Linked DNA regions of Mus musculus: region 1 is linked to region 2. Evidence: chromatin loops called from intact Hi-C (ENCODE). Cell type or tissue: heart. All regions are shown on one strand.

The links. Hi-C counts contacts between places; a loop is a spot of excess contacts. Peaks named below come from ENCODE experiments on the same cell type or tissue, not always from the same donor. Only the 100,000 strongest peaks of a DNase experiment are listed, where the experiment ranks them.
Region 1: a loop joins it to region 2, with 6 times the contacts of the local background. A loop is called at or near these places in 2 of 42 quality-filtered maps.

The regions. Positions count from the first base shown.
Region 1 is chr3:145,904,553-145,907,052 of GRCm38, reverse strand. No RefSeq gene overlaps it. Among named protein-coding and RNA genes, the nearest start is that of Gm35187, 15 kb to the right of the region's middle. In heart, a CTCF peak has its summit at 1,366 (motif pointing right); no DNase peak of the experiment used is centred here; H3K4me3 peaks cover 225 bases; H3K27ac peaks cover 1,115 bases.
Region 2 is chr3:145,364,388-145,366,887 of GRCm38, reverse strand. It overlaps Col24a1 (collagen, type XXIV, alpha 1), which reads right to left. Exons shown (of 60, transcript NM_027770.3): 19 at 1-43. Among named protein-coding and RNA genes, the nearest start is that of Gm35133, 26 kb to the left of the region's middle. In heart, a CTCF peak has its summit at 1,479 (motif pointing left); no DNase peak of the experiment used is centred here.

The DNA of each region.
Region 1 (2,500 bases), 540 kb before region 2:
ACTCTGTAGACCAGGCTGGCTTCGAACTCAGAAATCTACCTGCCTCTGCCTCTCAAGTGCTGGGATTAAAGGCGTGTGCCACCACTGCCCGGCTTCCCTCTGTTCTTTCAATGTCCACAGGCCACTCTCCATTTCCAGTTGGGTCAAGGTCAAAGAGCCGTGCTTCCAATGGCAGTAGATGTCCGGCAGGTATTGAGGTTCAAGCAGATACGCCTCAGGATTTAATATCTGTTCTCCAGCCAACAGCACGTGTGACATTCTCAGCGGCATGGACTCTGAACAGGTGGCTGTCCCATCTGTCTTTCAACAGATCAGAGGGAACGGTGGCAAAGGGCAAGGCTGGCTTGTAATGAGGGCACCTCTGGCAAGGAGATATCCACCCCTACTTTCTCTGTTGGATGGCAATATTGTTAAATCTCTGCTCCCAGTCTCTAGTCTCTCCTAAGCAGGGTACTGTGTTCCCCGCTGTCTCATTCTTTGAAGCACAGCTCGTGTGTTTGGAGTCTTGGTTCTTAGCTGGTGGAGACATTTTAGGAAGCTGTGGAACCTTTGAGAAGCAGGGCCTAGCCGGAGGACGTGGGCCACTGAGGGGAGTGGCCTGAGCTTTGAAGTCCAGCCCAGTTCTGGCTTCACCTCTCTTCCTCTCACTCTCTTTCCCTTTCCCCCTTCCCCTCCCTCTCTCTCTTCTCCCTCCCTCTCTCCTTCCTGAATGCTGGTGTGAAATAGCCACCTCACTCTCTTGCTTCTACAACCACAAGCCATGGTTATAAATATAAGCCATTCGTGAGAAGTCGTGATCCCATTTCCTCCTCCTCCTCCTCCTCCTCTTCCTCCTCCTCCTCCTCCTCCTCCTCCTCCTCCTCCTCCCTCCTCCACTCCTTATCTCCAGCCTCCTTGGTGTTGTAACTATTTCTTGAACACCACCAGCCTAGGCATTCTATGTATACTGGCTCCTGTCTAACTTCCATCCTAACCAGGAGGTCGGCACTATGTATCTACCGTATAAGTCTTTACTAGTGTGTGCCTTCCTGTCTCAAGCTGTAAGAATCTTTCTAGATGATTCTAAATTGTGTTAAGCTGACAATTAGAGCTATCACCAAGATCACAGGTGGCTTTTGTGCTCTCCATGTCTTGAGATAGCCCCAGGCCTAGGCACATCCTGACAGCTTCCTGCCCTCCCCTGGTCCTCTTGGTGCCACGTTCCTGGGTCTCAGCAAAGTAGAAGTAAGGAAAGGCAAACAAAAGGCAGATTTCTCAGCTTCACTGCGAAGCAGATTTCTTGCAGGTTAGTTCTTTGGTGTTGGGTAGCGGTTCTAGTCCTTTCTTGCTTCTCTGGACCAAGAGAGTCACCGAGAAAACAAGTATGCCACCACCAGAGGGCGCTGCGACCACACAATTTTTTTTTTTCTGCAAAAACTGACCTCTGCAAACATAGTTTAGATTTCTTTTGTTTCTGAGGAGAAATTAAGGGTTGCCCGTGGTGGTGGCAGTAGTGGGGGCTGGGCAGGCGGTGAGAGGGCAGGCGGTGAGACACGAATTAATACGGAGAAGCAGAGATGGGAAGTGTAGCAAACACTCTGCAGGTGCCTTGCTGTGTCATTATTTGAAATTTTCAACTCTGTTGGAACACTTGCTTTCAATATCGAGCAGAGGACGATGCTGAGGAGAAGGGCTGTGCTGCCGAACAGAACTGGGTGACAGCCCCAGATCTATGCTCAGTAAATCTGTGACTACCCATGGGGGCCAACGAGGCCTGGAACTTTCTGTGTAGACAAGGCTGGCTTCAAACTCGGAGAGATTGGCCTGTCTCTGCCTCCCCAGTGCTAGGATAGTAACACCGTGCTGCTAGACCCTGTGGCCGGCCCCTAGTTTTCTCAACAACGCCATGAGGCATTTGTGAGAATTAAAGGAATGAGGTTATAACATGTCCTGGTCCCAGAGAGCCACAAGAGTGCAGCGCTATGACAATGATATATTACTTAAACCTTAAAAACAATCCTGTGTACATGTGTGTGGTATGCATGCAAGTGTGTGTGTGTACATGTGTGGGTACAGGTGTATGAGGCGTGTGTAGGGCCCAGATTAACCCTGGGAGTTTTCCTCTATCACTTTACACCCTATTCGTAGAGGGTGGGTCTCTCAGTAAGATCTAGAGCTCACTGGTAGAGCATCTAGCCAGCCAGCTTACCCCACGCGGTGGTTAGCTTTAACTGCCAACCTGATGTAGCCCAGGGTCATCTGGGAAGGGAGTCTCAATTGAAGGAGTAGCCGAATCACATTGGCCTGTGGGGATGTCTGTGGGGGGTTGTCTTTGTTCTTAGTTGCTGTAGGGGAGCCCAGCCTACTGTGGCCTGTGGTCCCGGGTTGTCTAAGAAAGCTAGGTAAGTGTGAACCCATACGGGAGCCAGCAAGCATTGTTCCTTCATGGTTTCTGCTGCAAATTCTTGCTTGGGTTCCTGCCCTGGCTTTGCTCCGTGACTGACTGTGATCCAGAAGTGTA
Region 2 (2,500 bases):
GAGGGCCAGATGGTCCTTGTGGTCCTGGGTCACCTGGTTGTCCCTAAAAGGGGAGGGAAAAAAATCAAAATATAAATATTAACTTAATAAATAGAACTGGAAGCAGGAACTAACATTTTGCAGCTGAGCAACTTTTACTATATTATGTCAAACAAGGTTGCAATGGTTTTCCAGAGACTTAATTTGTAAAGGTCTTCAGAGTCCTCCTCCCTGGATCTACACTGCCAGCCCTTGAGAGCATCAGCAACCTTTTCTGGCTTCGGGCTTCACCCACTTTTCATTACATCATCACTGTGAGACTTATTTTTAATGTTTATGGTGCAATATATATTTACTTCTGTTAGATAGAAAAGTGTAGGTGTGAAACTGTTCATGTATGTATACATGTGCACGTGTATGTGTGCACATGTGTGAGTGTATGCATGTGTGTATATATGTTTATATGTGCATGCATGTATGTATTTGCAGGTATGTGTATGTATATGTGTGTGTATACACGTGTGTGTGTGTACATATGTATACATATGTGTGTGTGCTTCTCCAGAGTCAGGCTGGCTGATAAAACAGCAGCAAGGAGCCTTAGAAGAGGATTTGTTTTTGTTTTTGTTTTTTTCATCAGAGTCCCAGGACACTTCTGAAATTTTCTCTCCTCCTGGCTTTGGTGAGCAGCTTGGTGGAGTAATTATGACTCGCTAGGACTGCAATCCTTGCTGCTTGGTGTCTCTAAATCTCCCTTAGCTCATCAGAAAGATCAGAAGGACAATGATAATGAATGCTAACACCCTTGCAGTTTTTTCGGAGGTTAAATGAGACAACGTGTGGATGGTGCAGAACCAGGGCACATAGAAGGATCAGGAGTGTTAACCAAGGCGACAATGAGGAACTGTCCATTTCCCGCCCCAGCCTTCTCTGAGCTTTGCCTGCAATCCCCAGATCACTTTGAGTCTGGGATTAAATGTTGAGGGTTTGGTTTCAATATTTTGAAAGTTTTACTCATAGTGAAGCTGTAAAACAGACAGAATATGAAAGGGGCCTGAGCCTGAGAAGGGATAGATGCTCCCAAGAGATGACAGCACAGACCAGAGGAAGCAATACAAAGGCCCTCTTGCTTTCAGTGAGAAAATTACTGCATTTCCTAACTTTCCTGCAAGCTTCCTCATGAGCCTTGACTCTGATTAGAACAGGCCTAAGATGACATCAAATTGCAGGACACACCATGCACAAGGGGTCCTATTTCCCAACAACCAGATACCCATATTGACTGGCTGAGAAGGCTCAGTGTGAAGCCATCTGACATGAGAGAGCTCAGAACAGCTACCACACCAGCATCTAGGAGGTTTGGGCAAAGGGTAATTAAGGGTAGAATGGCAGAAACAAACGTGTAGTCTACCCGAATCAGTGTTTAAGGCAGTCTTAAATCTAAATAAACAAGCACCTCTCTTAAAGAGTGATGGGGTGGGTTTCACTGGGGCCCTCTAGTGGCAAAAATCAATTAGGATGTAACTAGAAGCACCCAAGGGGAAAAATAGCATATCCTAAGGCCTTTGATTTGACTGACAAGCAAATTAAAAAAAAAAAATATGGAGCAATTTAATTCATTTTTTTGCAATAATATTTTTTACACAACTTAAGTTGTCAGCTTTCTAGGGATGTCCGTTTTCCTTTATAAAACATTTTTATGAAGAATTTTCAAGTAGTTTACAGAATGCTTCTATGCTAAGTGAGTTTCTATAAATGAGGAAATTTCTAGTACAGTAATGGTAAGGTAGCCAACACACACACACACACACACACACACACACACACAAGCGCTAAGAACATATTGTCTTTGTTTTCTATAGCTTTGGGAGAAAGAGTTCCTGACCTTTCCTGAGTCGTAACCTTCCCTGAGTTCTGAACTTGCTGAACAAAACCTTCCCTGTTCCAGAAGGTACACACCTTCCACATCAGGCCGTTCCTACATCTGGAAAATATTTTTTCATGTTATAACTCAGATCCACTTGGATGCACTAAAAGCAGCCAGTAAAATCTAAGATGACAGAAAACCCGAGCTAGGACTTAGGAAGACATCCTGAGAGTCATTTCTTCCACGGCAGCAGACAAAACTTTCAGGCAGGCACACACTTGCTTAACCAAGTGATGCAGTTTGTCTCTTGTTAAGTCAATTGATTTTGTGTAAAAAATGTTCATAAAGTAGGACTTCTACCCTTACTGGAGAAAATTTTGAGGCCAAATATCTTGGTATTAGTAAGACACAAATGAGTTTAGATACCAAAGGAAAGGTTTTTTTCATCAATTTATTGTGTGTGTGTGTGTCCATATGGGTGCACATATGTATGGAAGACCGCATGCCTATGTGTGTGTGTTGTCAATCTTGGGTGCCATTACTAGGCACTTTCCACCTTATCTTTTGAGACAAGGCCCCTCACTAGGGCCTGGTCTTGCTGTGTAGGGTAGGCTAGGTGTCACCCAAGCCCCACATAAGGTCACCCTTTCTCCA